2 separate regions of the Homo sapiens genome follow, and region 1 is linked to region 2. The links are chromatin loops, found by intact Hi-C in ENCODE. Cell type or tissue: sigmoid colon. All regions are shown on one strand.

Region 1 (8,000 bases), 81 kb before region 2:
AAAAGTCCATTTTCCTGGCACAAGTATGAAATGTGTTTCCAGTGAGAAGTGGCGGCAACCAACCTAGTCGTGTTGGCATATGTACAATCTGCCCCAGCACATTGTTTTATGCCACTTAGGAACAAAGCAAAACGCAAAGCAGAGCCACAGCGCTGACTCAAGCCTCAGAGAAATATAGTACCATGCACTATGTCTCTTGGCTCAGGCTGGCCCATCTGCTCTGATTTAGAAGTGTTTATTACATCTTTCTCCCCAACTTTGATGCATTTGCCCTGAACTCCATAAATCAACAGGCTCAATCCTTCCTGACTCTGGTTAAAAACCCTTCTTCGCTCTAGTTACCAAGCTGTTTTAAGTGGTTTGCTACACGCACTTTTTCTTTCCATAAACCCTGTTATTTTTAGTGAGCATGCATGGAGAATCCAATTTACTCTGCAGAAATGTATATACTCCATTATAGCAGAAATATCTGTGCAATGTATTGCTAGAGATATGGAAGTGGCCTTCAGAAGAATAAAATACAGAAATGGTTAAAAGTGGCTGTGTTTAGGGAGTAGGGGCAGGGAAGGAAGATGATACTTTGCATTATAAGCTCCATTGTACTGTGTGTTTTAGTGCTATGTTAATGGATTGCTTGAATTTTTAAATCTCTTCTGCCACATTCAAAAAAGAAAAAGGAAAGGGAAATACAGAAAAAACTGTAATGATATGATCACAATGCCAAATATAGAATATTAAAAGATAAACTTGAGATGTGAAATAGTTATGTAAGAAACTATATAACTTAATTAAACACATAAAAGAAAATATAAACACGTAAAGAAACAAACCAAGTTCCTAGAAGAAAAAAATGAAAGCACAGAAAGTACGTGTTTGGAAAGATTGACTATTCATGGCTGGTAAGAGTAGCCCCAGTTTTGTTTTGTTTTTTTCTTTTTTCTTTTTGAGATGGAATTTCACTCTTGCTGCCCAGGCTGGAGTACAATGGCACAGTCTCGGCTCACTGCAACCTCTGCCTCCCGGGTTCAAGAGTTTCTCTGCCCCAGCCTCCCGAGTAGCTGGGATTATAGGTGCCAGCCACCATGCCCAGCAATTTTTGTATTTTTAGTAGAGGTGGGGTTTCACCATGTTGGTCAGGCTGGTCTCAAACTCCTGACCTCAAGTGATCCACCCGCCTCAGGCTCAGTGCTAGGATTACAGGAGTGAGCCACCATAGCTGGCCCCAGTTTTGGAATAAACTAGAAAAGTAATATCCTTTTGTTAAACCTTTGTACATCACAGTTTCAATAAATTTTTAAGTTAAATTATCACTGCTCAGCACTGCAAAGCCAGGGTGTTATAATAGAAAAGATAAGAAATTCTTAACGATTACAGAATAAATACAATTTCGTAAAAAAAGCACCAGTTTAATGGGAGAGAGTTAAACGCCATCAAAGAAAGAACAGAAAGTCAACACATTTAGATTTCTTGTATTACACCTAAAATGTTAAACTAAGAACATAATGTACCTATAATCTTTTTTCATTATGAAATGAGGTAACGGATTTCTTTCTTTTCACTGCTATTCGTAACAGTGAAAGCAAACAGTTTAAACAAAATGAAAACTTGAGTCAAACTCAAATAATTTAAGTGTATAAGAGGACACCAAAAACACATCAGGTGGGATGTGAAATGGAACAATATAATTATATAATTTAATCTTGCTTTCTCCAGTTCCATGTGGAAGGAAAAAAAATGCTAAATGAAAGAAAATATGGTAGTGTGATTTACAAGGTGTATACAGGTCACATTTGCCCACCTGTAAAACACATATCTTTATATTATAAAGGTGGGCAAATGTGAAAGAAAATTCCTGACATATGATAAAATATGTTCTAAGCTGACATTTAGAAGCATTTGATCAGCAAAACTCTCAAGTGACAATTTTTATTATCCAGCAACCTGGGTTGAAGCCAGTGCTGTCCCCCACTGGCTGTAAGCTGCTCCACCTTCCCCAAACCTCAGTTTTCTTCCCTATAAAATAATGACACTGATGTCTAATTAGAAGAACTGTTTGAATACAAAAGGAAACATGCATAACATATGTAGTTTTAACTTTTTTAATTTACCATTTACCAGGAACTAAGTCCTATTATGTAAGATACATTGGCCGGGCACGGTGGCTCACGTCTGTAATCCCAGCACTTTGGGAGGCCGAGGTAGGCGGATCACGAGGTCAGGAGATCAAGACCATCCTGGCCAACATGGTGAAACCCTGTCTGTACTAAAATACAAAAAATTAGACGGGCATGGTGGTGCACGCCTGTAGTTCCAGCTACTCAGGAGGCTGAGGCAGGAGAATGGCTTGAACCCCAGAGGCGGAGATTGCAGTGTGGAGATCGTGCCACTGCACTCCAGACTGGTGGCACGGCGAGACTCCGTCTCAAAAAAACAAAAAGTATATATATATAACATTAGGTCAGAACCCATAGTTATTATTTTAATCTTCTTTAAAATGTACCTAAAATGTAAATCATAATAAAAATAGACCCCATGGCATGACTGATAATCTCAGTGTATTTTCTTCCTAGAGGATTTACCAGTTCTTTAATTTCTTTCACTGAAAAACCAAATGCCACGTTATTTTTCAGATGGTTCAACAAATATTTACTGAGCATCTACTATATTCTAAACTCTTCAGGACTCTTGCAGATATAGCAATGAACATAATACACAAAATTCCCTGCCCTCATGGGACTTAAAGGAAGTGGCCAAGGGCTGTCAGGCAGGACAATCAATGTAGTAGCCACATCCCAATATAGCATCCAACAGCCTAGAACTTGTTCCAATTAGTACAACAACTAACTAGTTGTGATCATGACAAAGAAAATCCTACAGGAAGAATGACTTGGCAGGAGGGACCAACTTTCAAATTGTCAGCCATCCTGTTTTGGAACAGAGAAACAAACTATTCTCATCTGAGAGGAGGGCACCGCCCTACCTGTTTTCTCTGCAAGGTCAAACCATATCCAAAATAATTCCAAACTCACACAAAATGAGACCATTTTTCCCTATGCCTAAGGAAAAGCATTTAAGTCTAACAGATCTTTGAATCATTTCTTAGTTTTTTTTTATATTAGAGGCTTATTATAAGCATGAAAGAAATACACATAATTTTTAACATATGACTTAAAATGACTTTATTATAGTCTACCCTCAGAAATATAAACTACTCTCAACAATTAAACACAACATGTAACAAGAATAATTTTAAACCCATATATCCTTGTACGGTCAAGAAGACATATAATTTTACCTAGCAATAGTCTTTGATTACATTTTTAACTAAAGGTTTAGAGAAAAAGAAGAGAGAAAATAATTCTAATTTGTTGTTTTCAATTCACGAGATCATCAGTTATTCTGATATATAAGCTAAACCATTTAGGTTACATTATAATAATGCCCTAGAATAAAACTACTGTCATACTATTTATTCAGAATTATAACATATGTTTAATTTACAATGGCAGAGCCAGGCCCCGCTGTGGAAACCTAGTGGTATTAACCATGAAACTTGGCCTAAGAGAGGCCTCTAGTGGTTATAGGTAGTTACTAGCTCCCTTTCCATCCCAACCCCTCAACTGTTTGAGAATGTTCTTGATTTCATTAACTCACTTTCTGTCCCCCTCTGCTCCCCTCAAACAGACACAGCCTCAAACAAAATAGCTAGTATTCAGTCACGGAATTATTCACTTAAGTTCAAGTAACCAATTTTTAAAATGTATATTTTAACTGGCAATACTTAAATATTAGAGATTCTCTATAGACAAATTCTTCAACTTCTCCATAAAACCAGTTTAAAGCTATTCAGTCTAACAAATCAGAATTAAATTTCCAATTTAATCTATGGGTCTTCAGAACATCTTCTGCACCATTCACAAATACTTGGTGATTAACACCCAGGTGCAAATGCAAAGAGTAAACAAACTTGGTCCTTCATCCAATTACTAAGGTTTGACTCCTTCCCCATTCCAGCTCTACAATTTCCCTTTCCTTTTTTGCTGAAGACCTCTGCTCCCTGATCGTCTCCATTCCCACTAACTCTGCCAGCCTTAGTGCCTGTCCTGCTATTATCCAGTTCCCCCAGTGAAGTCTTCTATAGCAAGAATGGAAATAATTGGGGTGAAAGGATGGGAGGAAAGAATGCTAAATCTAAGAACACTGAGCCCTCCCTCCCAGCTACTGTCACTCCCTCATGCCACAGCTGAATTACTTCTAGCTCCTTTCCCCTAAGGCCTTATCCTGCTCCTATGATAGACTACCCCTAAAATATCTTGAGACTAGAGATGCCCAATATGTACCCAAAGAACAACTATTCATTTCTATGAGTATGTCTTCATCTTCTACTACATAACCTATGTTTAAAAGAGAAAAGAAAGGGAAAGCAGGAAAAAGAGCTGGAGAGAAAAATGGAGGGAACAGAAATGAAGATATTTTCTCTATCATTTTCTAATTTTGTTAAAATTAAAAAAAAAAAAACAAAAAAAAACACTTCCCAAGAACTTCAAAAAGGTAGGAGATTGCTTTGGGCAGAGAGTGAGGGGGAGGGAAGACTGGGAGACAGTATCTTGTAACAGGGTGTATTTGAACAGAGAAGAACCCTCATCTAAAGCAGTGCACAGTGGCTGTGATGGCTACGAAATTCAGGACAGACCCAGTTTTAAAAGCTGCTATACAAATAGTAACTCCCATCTATTCAGAAAATGTAATTATCCATAAAACTCATGTCTTAGAAATTAAGAATAACTGAAGTTTACTGTACAGTCAATTTCACTTTGCCTTTCAAAGTAGATAAATTGTTCCTATTCTAATAAGAATTCAAATAAATAATTTCTATATGCCATTATGAAACATAGACAACCATTAAGAAAAGTCAAATGCAAGGTCAAAGCAAAACTTAAAACTTTTAAATAAATATTTCAATTTAGAATAAACTAATGTATTTATTCATAGAATACTGTTCTAAAGTTACTTTTTAAACTTTTTTATGAGCACCAAGAAGAAGCACCAAATTGAAAACATTTTAATATTACAACAGTTTTCATAGCATTGTTAAACTTTCTCTTGCTAATATTTATTACTTTTCAGCAAGTATTTATTGAGCACCAATCCTATCACAGTCATTGTTGCAGGTACTGGGAATTTTTGAACCAAAAGACAAAAATTTCTGCTGTCACAGAACTTGGAAGAAAGATCAACAATGTAAATAACAAGAGTACGTAACATTTTAGCTCATGCTAATCACTACAGAGAAGAGGAAAGAAGGAAAAGGTGAAAGGAAGTCTTGATAGGATTCAGTATCACATAAGCTGGTCAAGGAAGGCCTTAATGGTATTTGAGTAGTGCCTAACAGAATGATGTTGCAGGAAGTCAGGGAACCCGAATGGAGGGGCCAGCTGGAGCTGTGGCACAGGAACATAAATTGTGAAGATTTCATGGACATTTATCAGTTCCCAAATAATACTTTTATAATTTCTTACACCTGTCTTTACTTTAATCTCTTAATCCTGTTATCTTCGTAAACTGAGGATATATGTCACCTCAGGACCACTCTGATAATTATGTTAACTGTATAAATTGATTGTAAAACATGTGTGTTTGAACAATATGAAATCAGGGCACCTGAAAAGGAACAGAATAACAGTGATTTTTAGGGAACAAGGGAAGACAACCATAAGGTCTGACCACCTGCGGGGTCGGGCAAAAAGAGCCACATTTTTCTTCTTGCAGAGAGCCTATAAATGGACATGCAAGTAGGAGAGATATCGCTAAATTCTTTTAAGGAATATTAATATTAATACCCTGGGAAAGGAATGCATTCCTGGGGGAAGGTCTAAAACAGCCACTCTGGGAATGTCTGTCTTATGCAGTTGAGATAAGGACTGAGATACGCCCTGGTCTCCTGCAGTACCCTCAGGCTTATCAGGGTGGGGAAAAACTCCGCCCTGGTAAATTTGTGGTCAGACCGGTTCTCTGCTCTTGAACCCCGTTTTCTGTTGTTTAAGATGCTTATCAAGACAACAGGTGCACTGCTGAACATAGACCCTTATCAGTAGTTCTGCTTTTGCCCTTTGCCTTGTGATCTTTGTTGGACCCTTGTCAGTGGTTCTGCTTTTTCCCTTTGTCCTGTTCCCTCAGAAGCATGTGCTCTTTGTTAGACCCTTATTAGTAGTTCTGCTTTTTGCCTTTTGAAGCATGTGATCTTTGTATCTACTCCCTGTTTTACACCCCCTCCCCTTTTGAAGCCCTTAATAAATAAAAAACTTGCTGATTTGAGGCTCAGGTGGGCATCACAGTCCTACTGATATGTGATGTCACCCCCGGTGGCCCAGCTGTAAAAGTCCTCTCTTTGTACTCTTTCTCTTTATTTCTCAGCCAGCCAACACTTATGGAAAATAGAAAGAATCTATGTTGAAATGTTGGGGGCAGGTTCCCCTGATAGAATAACAGAGTGAATGAAGGGGCTTGCTGGAGAAAGAACATTTTCTAAAGGGTGGATGGGTGGTAGGAGGTGGAAAGCGATGAAATCAGGTAAATTCTTGTAGGCCATGGTAAGGAATTTGACTTCTCTCTCAATGGGAAATCACTGAGGCTTTTTGAAACTAGAAGGAACATGATATGACTCAGATTAAAAGTATCAACTCTGCCTATGGCAAGGAAAGGTCAGAAGCGCAAGACAGTTGTTAGGTGGCTATGGCCAAAACCCAGGAGAGAAATGCTAGTAGTCTGCAGCAGGATCAAGCAGTGGTCAGATTTTGGACATATTATGTAGGCAAAGCCAGCAGGATATGCTTTGGAATTTAATCTGGGAGGCAGGACACACCAGAAAAAGATAAATTAAAAAGACTGTACGGTATAAAGGCAAATTCTTATACATTTTAATAATTAGCATAATTTAATCTTCAGGTAAAGTTTAAACATGTCAGAATTATAAGTGTCAGTTTTTTCTTCTCTATAGATATGTGAAAATCACCTAGACCTTGTAAATGATTGTGCTTCAGTTCTTTTTTTGCAGTGTTGTTATGTAGTTGATTCTAGATTAAATGACAACGATGCTTGAGAATCTGAGTTTCTTTCAAAGCCTTTTGTTTATTCTCCTGCCAAAATCAAGTTCTTATTTTTGAAGGCACCTTCTCTGAATTTCTCCTTATTTAAGAAAAATCTTCCTTTCAAGCTTGACAGCACCTCAACAGCTATTCGGCCTGGCCACTGTTTTGTTAACACGGCAGCTCACTTTTTAACTCATTTTGAATGTGGTCTGCATGTCAGCAGGAAAGTCCATTAAAGCCCATAACCCTAACCACTGTTCTTACTCCTGGGAAGGCTTGAGAGAGAACAGCCCTACTTATGAGCTCCTGTTTCACATCAGCATGACAGCTGAGCTGAGTTGCAGGGAGAAACTGAACGAAGGGTGTGGACAGAGCTGCATGATAAAAGGAAAATCTTCCTGGCTAAGGACACCAAGGCTCTCTCTCCCTGAGTCCATAAAAGGGCTCACTACAATGTGAAGTAAAGGAAATGAATTAAACAGAAGATAGTGCTTCTTTTTATTTCTTTTTTAAAAATTTTGTTCAAGTTTAACATATATACAAAAAAGGTGCACCAAATGAGTGTTCGGCTCAGTTTTCAAAAATTTAACCTGAATAATCAGCACTCAGAACAAGAAACTGTTACCAGCAACTCATAGCCCTTACACACTCTTCCAATTATTAACCACTCTCATGATAATCACTAGCCTGACTTCTAACATCATCAATTAGTTTTGTCTATTTTTTACCTCTATATAAAATAAATCATTCAGTATGTACTTACTTGAGTCTGGCTTCTTTGTGTTTATGAGATGAATATACATTATTCCATTACATTTTTAGTTCATTTATTCTCATCGCTGAACAATATTATACTTATTATTGATCCATTCTCTAGTTGATGAGTACTTCGGCAGTTTACAGTGTGGGGCT
Region 2 (8,000 bases):
CATATTGCTGCATCATATGGAAATTCTAATTTTTTGAGGAACTACCGTACTGTTTTCCACTGTGGCTGTGTCGCTTTACATTCCCACCAACAATGCACAATGATTCCAATTTCATCCTCAGCAACACTTGTTATTTCCTGTTTTCTTGATAACAGCCATCCTAATGAGTACGAAGTGGTATTCCACTGGGATACTGACTTGCATTTCCTAATAATTGATGATGTTGAGCATCTTTTCACTGGTAATTTATATACTGGTAATTTATATATAAATTATCAATTTGGGAGAAATGTCTATGCAAGTCCTTTGCTTATTTTTTTAATTGATTGGGGTTTTTTTTGTAGAGTTTTAGAAGTTCTCCATATATTCTGGATATTAATCTCTTATCTGATACATGATTTGCAAGTATTTTCTCCCATTCTGTGAACTGCCTTTTTTCCCTGTTAATAGTGTCCTTCAAAGTACATATTTTTAATTTCGATGCAGTCCAATTTATCTATTTTTATTGTTGCCTATACCTTTAGAGCCATATTTAAAAAGTCATTATCAAATCCAATTTCACGAAGCTTTTCCCCTACATTTTCTTCTAAGAGTTTTATAGTTTTACATTTAAGTCTGTGATCTATTTTGAGTTCATTTTTGTATATGGTGTTAAATAAAGGTCCAAATTCATTCTTTTGCATGTGAATATCCAGTTTTCCCAGCATCATTTGTTGAAAAGACTGTCCTTTCCCCTGTTGAATGGTATTGGCATCATTGTCAAAAATTAATGACTAGATATTCAAGGGTTTATTTCTGGGTTCTCTATTCTATTCCATTCATCAATGTTTGTCTTTTTGCCACTGTCACACCGTTTTGATAACTACAGCTTTGCAGTAAGTTTTGAAAAAAAGAACTGTGAGTCCTCCAACTTTGTTCTTCTGAATTAAAAAAGCAGTGACACTACCAAATATTTGCACATCAGTATTTATAGCAGTCTTAGGACACAATAGGCAAAAGGCAGAAGCAACCCAAACATCCATCAACAAATGAATGGATAAACAAAATGTAGTATATGCATACAACACAATATTATGCAGCCTTAAAAAGGGAGGAAACTTTGACACATGCTGAAACATCAATAAACCTTGAGGACATTATTATAAATGAATAAGGCAGTCACAAAAGGACAAATACTAAATGATTCCACTCACATAAGGAACAGTCAAATTCATAGAGATAGAAAGTAGAATGGGTTCTTGCCAGGGACTGTTGGAGAGAAAATGGGGAGTTATTGTTAGATGGTTATAGTGTTTCAGTTTTGTAAGATGAAAAAAGTTCTGGTGATGGATGGTGGTAATAATTGCACCACAACGTGAATGTACTTAATAACACTGAACTGTAAAAATGGTTAAAACAGTAAATGTTATATATATTTGACCATAATTTTTAGAAATAAATTAATGTTTGTGAAAAAAGCACTGTGGGGAAAAAAAGGCATATTAAACATGTTCATCTAGTTCTGCCAACATGTGCACCTTTGGAAAACAAAAGAACTTTGTAATATCAAGAGCAATTTAAAGCTACTAACAATCCTTTAAAAATATTTTTAATAAATATATTAGGAAACCAGATTTACACCAACTTATTAATACCTGTTTTCACTCCAAATTCCTGTTAGACATCTCACAATCTATATCTGGTATTCAATCTGCTTGTATGTCATAAATATGTATACTTCAATAGGGGAAATAAATCCTCTACATATTCAATTTCCCTAAGGAATTTTCCTGAATTTTATCCTGTTTTTTTCTTCCATAAAATTAGTTTCAACAACCCAGAAACCAAACCCCCATCTCACAGATTGCCATTCTACAATGGAACCCTGACACTAAATCCAAGAGTATGAGTATCACCCAAATAACCCGTTCTTTGCAACAAGAACATATAATGGAAGATCACTTTCTCTGTTAAAGACATTAATTTCATAATTCACAAAAAATATATAAGAGAGCAAAGATTTTGCTAACACCCCTAAATTTAAAACTTATGCTGGAAAAGCAGCCAAGTGTGGTGGCTCACACCTATAATCCCAGCACTTTGGGAGGCCAAGGCTGGCGGATCACTTGAGGTCAGGAGGTCGAGACCAGCCTGGCCAACATGATGAAACCCCATCTCTACTAAAAATACAAAAATCAGCCAGGCATAGTGGTGTATGCCTATTATCCCAGCTACTCAGAGGCTGAGGCACAAGAATCACTTGAACCTGGGGAATGGAAGTTGCAGTGAGCTGAGATCTCGCCACTGCACTCCAGCCTGGGTGACAGAGTGAGACTCCAACTCAAATAAATAAATAAATAAATAAATAAAATAAAACAAAACGCTGGAAAAGGGACATCTTAAGAAAAAATTAAATTAAATGCCTAAGGTACCCCATGGTTCCAAAATGCTATAACAACTATATTCAAAAAAACCTCTAAATGTAAAGGGAATCAAAGCATGAAAAAACTGTGTTCCTCTTTTTAAAAACAAATAAAACCATAAAGCTTACCTAAATGTATGCTCTGGAAGAATCCCAGAGGACCACCTAGTCCTTTCCCTTCAATTTACTGATGAGGATACTGAGGCCCAAAGTCAACTCCCAAATATTGATATATTATAGACAAAAACTTGCCTTCACCGCATGCCTGTCCTAGTTTTCCAACCTGACTTCAGTGTATTAAAGTATCTGGTTATACAATTTCAGTGATGTTTACATAAGAAAACAAGTAAGTGGTTATATTAGTTTTCCCAAGCTGCTATGACAGGCCACACCTGTGGTGTAAAGGAATGGATACAGTAATGGAAAAACATCAAGTCCCATGAAAAGGCACATGTTTAGGCCTGTAGACTAATTCAGGAGGTCCTCAGCTATTCCTTTCCTCACCTAAATTTCCTCCAATAAGTGGGCCAAATATACACTAAGAACCACAACCAGGCAAGTTATATCAGTATAGAATAATGTTACAAACATACCTTAAACCTGACACACCAAAATCTTATTTTAATAACACACACACACACATACACTCTTTCTCTTTCTCTCTCTCTCAGAGAATGACAATACGAATGGATTTTTTATATGCCATGAGGAATCTGTCTCATTACTTATATGAATGAAAGCATGTGTGACACCAGGCACAGTGGCTCACGCCTGTAATCCCAGCACTTTGGGAGGCCAAGGGAGGCAGATCACCTGAGGTCAGGAGTTCGAGACCAGCCTAGCCAACATGATGAAACCCCGTCTCTACTAAAAATACAAAAATTAGCCAGGTGTGGTGGTGGGCACCTGTAGTCCCAGCTACTTGGGAGGCTGAGGCAGGAGAATTGCTTGAACCTGGGAGAGAGAGGTTACAGTGAGCCGTGATCGCATTACTGCACTCCAGCCTGGGTGACAGAGCAAGACTCTGTCTTAAAAAAAAAAGAAAGAAAGAAAGCATGTGTGGCATTCAACATAAAATCACACATACCCTACAAATCAACTACCTTTAACTGCCCTCTCCCACTCCCTGCTTCCCCAGAGGTCCAGCTGTTGCTCCTAATCAATACATCTCATTACGTACAGTGGTTAAAGCTGCCATTTGGAATGCAATGTTGATGAGGACATACTATTTTCTTTCTTCTAATTTTCAAAGCACTCATACTATTTTGTTCTATCAAAGGACAAGGAAGAGAAGCAGTTTAGTGGTACTAAATCCACACTCATCTGGATCGTCTGGAATACAAAATGCTCTATGCCTCTCTTCCTTTTCTTATAGCATTGCCTCTAATTATGCAATTCCTTCTTTGTCATATCAAGTAGTATTCAGCTTTACAACGTATGTCAGTAACCCACAATCCTTCAAATTCCGCCTTCTGATGGAATATAAAATGCTTTGCAGCAGTTCAAGTGCTGGCACAATGCCAACAGGGATGTTCTCATTTCAAAGGGTAGGCTGCCACCTGCTGACTTGATCCTTTCCCACTCAACATTCAGCACTCCCCAGAAAGCGAACTGATCTGGCACAAGGGTTTTCTTTGCTATGTCATTTAATGCAGTGTGACTTGATTGTTATATTGAACTATATCAACATAATCTTTTAGTTATTTTAAATACAAATTATCCTTTAAAAATCCTAAGCAGACAGTTATGCTTCTGTATAGCTAAAAATTCCTGCCCTATATTCAAAAGGGCAGATAATTTTTTAAGTATATGTTACTTTTTAAATATGCAAGAAAAATGTATTTTAATATATTTCTCTTCACCCTTTCCTTTATTCTTCACTTCTGAAAACAGAAGCTCACTTACTCTCATTAGAAAGTATCAGCGATTTAATTTTTCATCTTGATCAACATCCTCAACCTGAAATTAATAAAGTGTAACTTCACTGCCCTAAAACTATTGTAAAAATTCACAGCAGCTGCTGACAATAAAGCTAAAAGAGTTACTTAGCCATTAGTTAGCTCAGCCTCCTGCCATGACAGGAAACATAAATTTGCAGGTACCCTCTAAGAGCACTGGACTTTTTCAAGTTAAGAGTTAGTTTCTCCCCATTTTAACCTATTTTTTAAGGAAAATAAAATCAGACCAACCTAAATAATTAATGTGAGAGAGGGAAATCCCCTTCCTGAGACAGTAGGACACTGTCTAAGTGAGAGCAAAGGGTAAATTCACTCAACAGCACGCACTTCATAAATACTGCCTGATACAATATTAGGTCCTAGGGATCCATTCTGTGGAACAGCTTAAAGATCTGCTGCCTTTGACAACTTTCTGGTGGGAGTTATGGATTACAGTACAACTTTCAAGATTTAAAAGGTGCAGCGTGAATAGTGATAAAGAACTGCCTGAGTCTGCTTGGAGGGTCCGGAAGAGTTTCACAGGGGAATCTTCTGAAGAAGAAATAGGAGTCTACCAGGTAATCAGACAGGGTAGAGAGACCCAGATAGCAAGTGCAAAGGAAGAGAGAAGAAAAAACAACAGGGGGCTTAAGAGAAACAACCAGTAACTCAACATTAGTTTTAATAAAAATTTTAAAAAGCTCAAGTTCCTAGGTCTGTAGAGTAAAAACTAAAAAATAGATAAAATAAATAAAATAAAAATAAAAGCAGATGAGGTCAGGTAGCTACCTAAGTAGTTCTCAAAGTCTTTGGTAGCCAGGCGCAGTGGCTCATGCCTGTAATCCCAGCACTTAGGGAGGCCGAGGCAGGTGGATCACAAGGTCAGGAGTTTGAGACCAGCCTGACCAACACAGTGAAATTCCATCTCTACTAAAAATACAAAAATTAGCAGGGCATGGTGGTATGCGGCTGTAGTCCCAGCTACTCAGGAGGCTGAGGCAGGAGAATCACTTGAACCCAGGAAGCAGAGGCTGCAGTGAGCCAAGATCGCACCACTGCACTCCAGCCTGGGCGATAGAGCGAGACTCCATCTCAAAAAAAAAAAAAAGTATTTTGTATGTCCTGCTAAGAAATATGCATGTTAAAATCATCACACTGGCAACAAGATAGGGAATGGATTGGAGGGAGGGTAAGACTAAAGGAGTGGTGACTGCTAAGAAAAGAAATAAAACTCTGCAGGCAGAGAAAAATGAAAGATCTTAAGTATCAGGGCAGTAAGAATGGAAAGGAGGGGCCAGATTAGATATAATTATACAACTTCACTGGATGTGGGGAACTAGAAAGAAGGAAGACACTTAGAATTTCCCCAGTGTCTGGCTTAGGTAACTAAATGGATGGTGATATATTCACCAAAATAGGAAATGCACTAGGAGGCATATATTTGCTGGGTGCATGTAGCAGCCTTAGGTGTGGAAATGCTGAGTTTGAAGTGACTGTGGAACACTGAGGTGAAGATGTGCAGTAGAAACTGAATACACAGATCTGAAGCTCAGAACGGAAGTCTGAACTAGAGACAGAAATTCAGGAGTCACCAGTGTATGAGCAGCAGATGGCATCGATAAAATGCCCCAGACAGAAGGGGTAAGCAGAGTGTTATGGATGAGAACCTGGGCAGACAGGCAGCAGAGGACTCAACAGCCTACACAAACCCCTAGATTTTTTGGGAGGAATAAATGAAGCAGTACATGTAATACACTCAGAACAGTACCTGACGCAGTGAGTTGAATAAATATTAGCTATTCAGAAAGCACATGGCATGCTACTACACTGAGTCAGGCAAGATGGAATTGTGAGGTCTAGACACTGCTCCACAGCATAGTTATACTGGATACAGAGAAGACTCAGTTACAGAAGTATAATTCTGTGTTTGAAATATTAGTTAATATATACAAACATATTCAAATACAGTCTAGAAGTATATATACCAAGACGTGTACAGTGGTTATCTCCAAGTTATCTCTGAAAACATGAGCAATTTTTATTTTCTTTATGCTTTTCTATATTTTCCAAATTTTCTACAATGTATATGCATTACTTTTGAAATCAAATGTGTAAAGATTTTTAACTGTTTATTAAAGATCTAAAAGTTTGTAGCAGGAGTCTAAATGATCAGGAAAAATAATCTTTTGCCCAACTACCTCAAGCTCTAAGCAGGTATTAGAAGTAGGAGAAAGCAGACGGACTGGATCCAGAAACTCAACCTGCTATAAATGGAAAAGAAAAGACTAAGCTGGAAGTTCCCAATAAGTGAGATGGAACATGTATGGGTTCTTGGATTTAAGTATAACATAACCTCAGAAAGAGTGGAACAGAAAAAGAGACAACAATTTAAAAAAAAATTTTAAAGACCCTCACTCCTCTTGCCCCGTATGAATACACAAGCAATATAGAGCAATGCCAAAGGAAAGAAGAGAGGGAGATATCAGCTCCTGCCAGCCCTCACGTGAACTGCTTTGCTGAATTCTAAATCAGGTAAGACTAAGACAAAAAATAAAATGTCAAAAGCATTTCAAAGGTATCCCTAACAATAGGAGGTCAAAACACATTCCTTACACTGCAAGTCAGAAGAGTGGGAATTCAAAGATGGACCAAAATGCATTCTGATTATTTTAACTGAGTCAAATGAAATTAATAAAAGCAATGGGCAGAAATCAATCACATGCCAATTAAAGACATCAGCTGGGATAAAACATGTAAGAAGGATAATGTGATGGTTCATTATATGTCAACTTGACCAGGCTATGGCACCCAATTATTAATATTTGGTCAAACACAGGTGTAGAAGTTGTTGTGAAGGTATTTTTTAGATGTGATTAGCGTTTAAATCAGTAGATTTTGAATAAAGCAGATTACCTTTTATAATGTGGGTAGGCTTCATACAATCAATTTAAGGCCTTAAGAGAAAAGACTGCAGGTTCCCGAGCAAAAAGAAATTCAGCCTCAAGGCTAAAACAGAAACCCTGCCTGAGTTTCAAGTCAACCAGTTTGCCCTATGGACTTGCCAGCCAGTTCCTTAAAACTAAACTCACATGAGCCAGTTCCTTAAAAACTAAATCCCTCTCCCTCTCTCTCTCTCTCTCTTCCCGAAAAGATAAAGTTTGCTAATAAAGACCCAACAGGCAGAATCTCCAACTGGAGGCAATGGAATTGAAATTGGCTCAGGCAGCTAGCAATAAAACACCAAAGGTTCTTGGACAGAAGAATGACACAATAAATAATATACATTTAATGACAATTATTTTGGAATCATTTACACTGTATGTGTAATATGAACTAGATCAGAGGGATACTAGAAGACATTTGAGAAAATATAGGCCAAAGGATTCTGCGGGTGGCGTTGGAAATGAAAAGGAATTCATCCATACAATGGGGATATGACAAAAAATTTAGTAGGCATATTTTGTATTTTTAAGATCTTTTAGTAAAAGTTCTATCAGAATACTATTCATATAGGTATTTACTTACCATATTTGTCTCGCAAGCCAACAGTGCATCTAAAGACTCCACCAAAGGCAACATCTTCACCAAATATTACTGAAAAACAGTATTTAAATAATACATTTTATTTAATAATCTCTAAATAATACTAACAATGAGAAATA

Evidence for each region. Peaks named below come from ENCODE experiments on the same cell type or tissue, not always from the same donor. Only the 100,000 strongest peaks of a DNase experiment are listed, where the experiment ranks them.
Region 1: it touches region 2 in a loop (2.8-fold over the local background); 11 of 110 quality-filtered maps call a loop at or near these places.

What each region holds. Positions count from the first base shown.
Region 1 is chr6:80,210,187-80,218,186 of GRCh38, reverse strand. The region is part of intron 8 of BCKDHB (branched chain keto acid dehydrogenase E1 subunit beta); the gene reads right to left. Among named protein-coding and RNA genes, the nearest start is that of BCKDHB, 110 kb to the right of the region's middle. RefSeq lists a silencer at 5,901-6,095. In sigmoid colon, a CTCF peak has its summit at 3,569 (motif pointing left); DNase peaks (open chromatin) are centred at 136, 3,522 and 7,416; H3K4me3 peaks cover 423 bases.
Region 2 is chr6:80,129,093-80,137,092 of GRCh38, reverse strand. It overlaps BCKDHB (branched chain keto acid dehydrogenase E1 subunit beta), which reads right to left. Exons shown (of 10, transcript NM_183050.4): 3 at 7,864-7,932. Among named protein-coding and RNA genes, the nearest start is that of BCKDHB, 26 kb to the right of the region's middle. In sigmoid colon, a CTCF peak has its summit at 3,990 (motif pointing left); a DNase peak (open chromatin) is centred at 3,942; H3K27ac peaks cover 199 bases.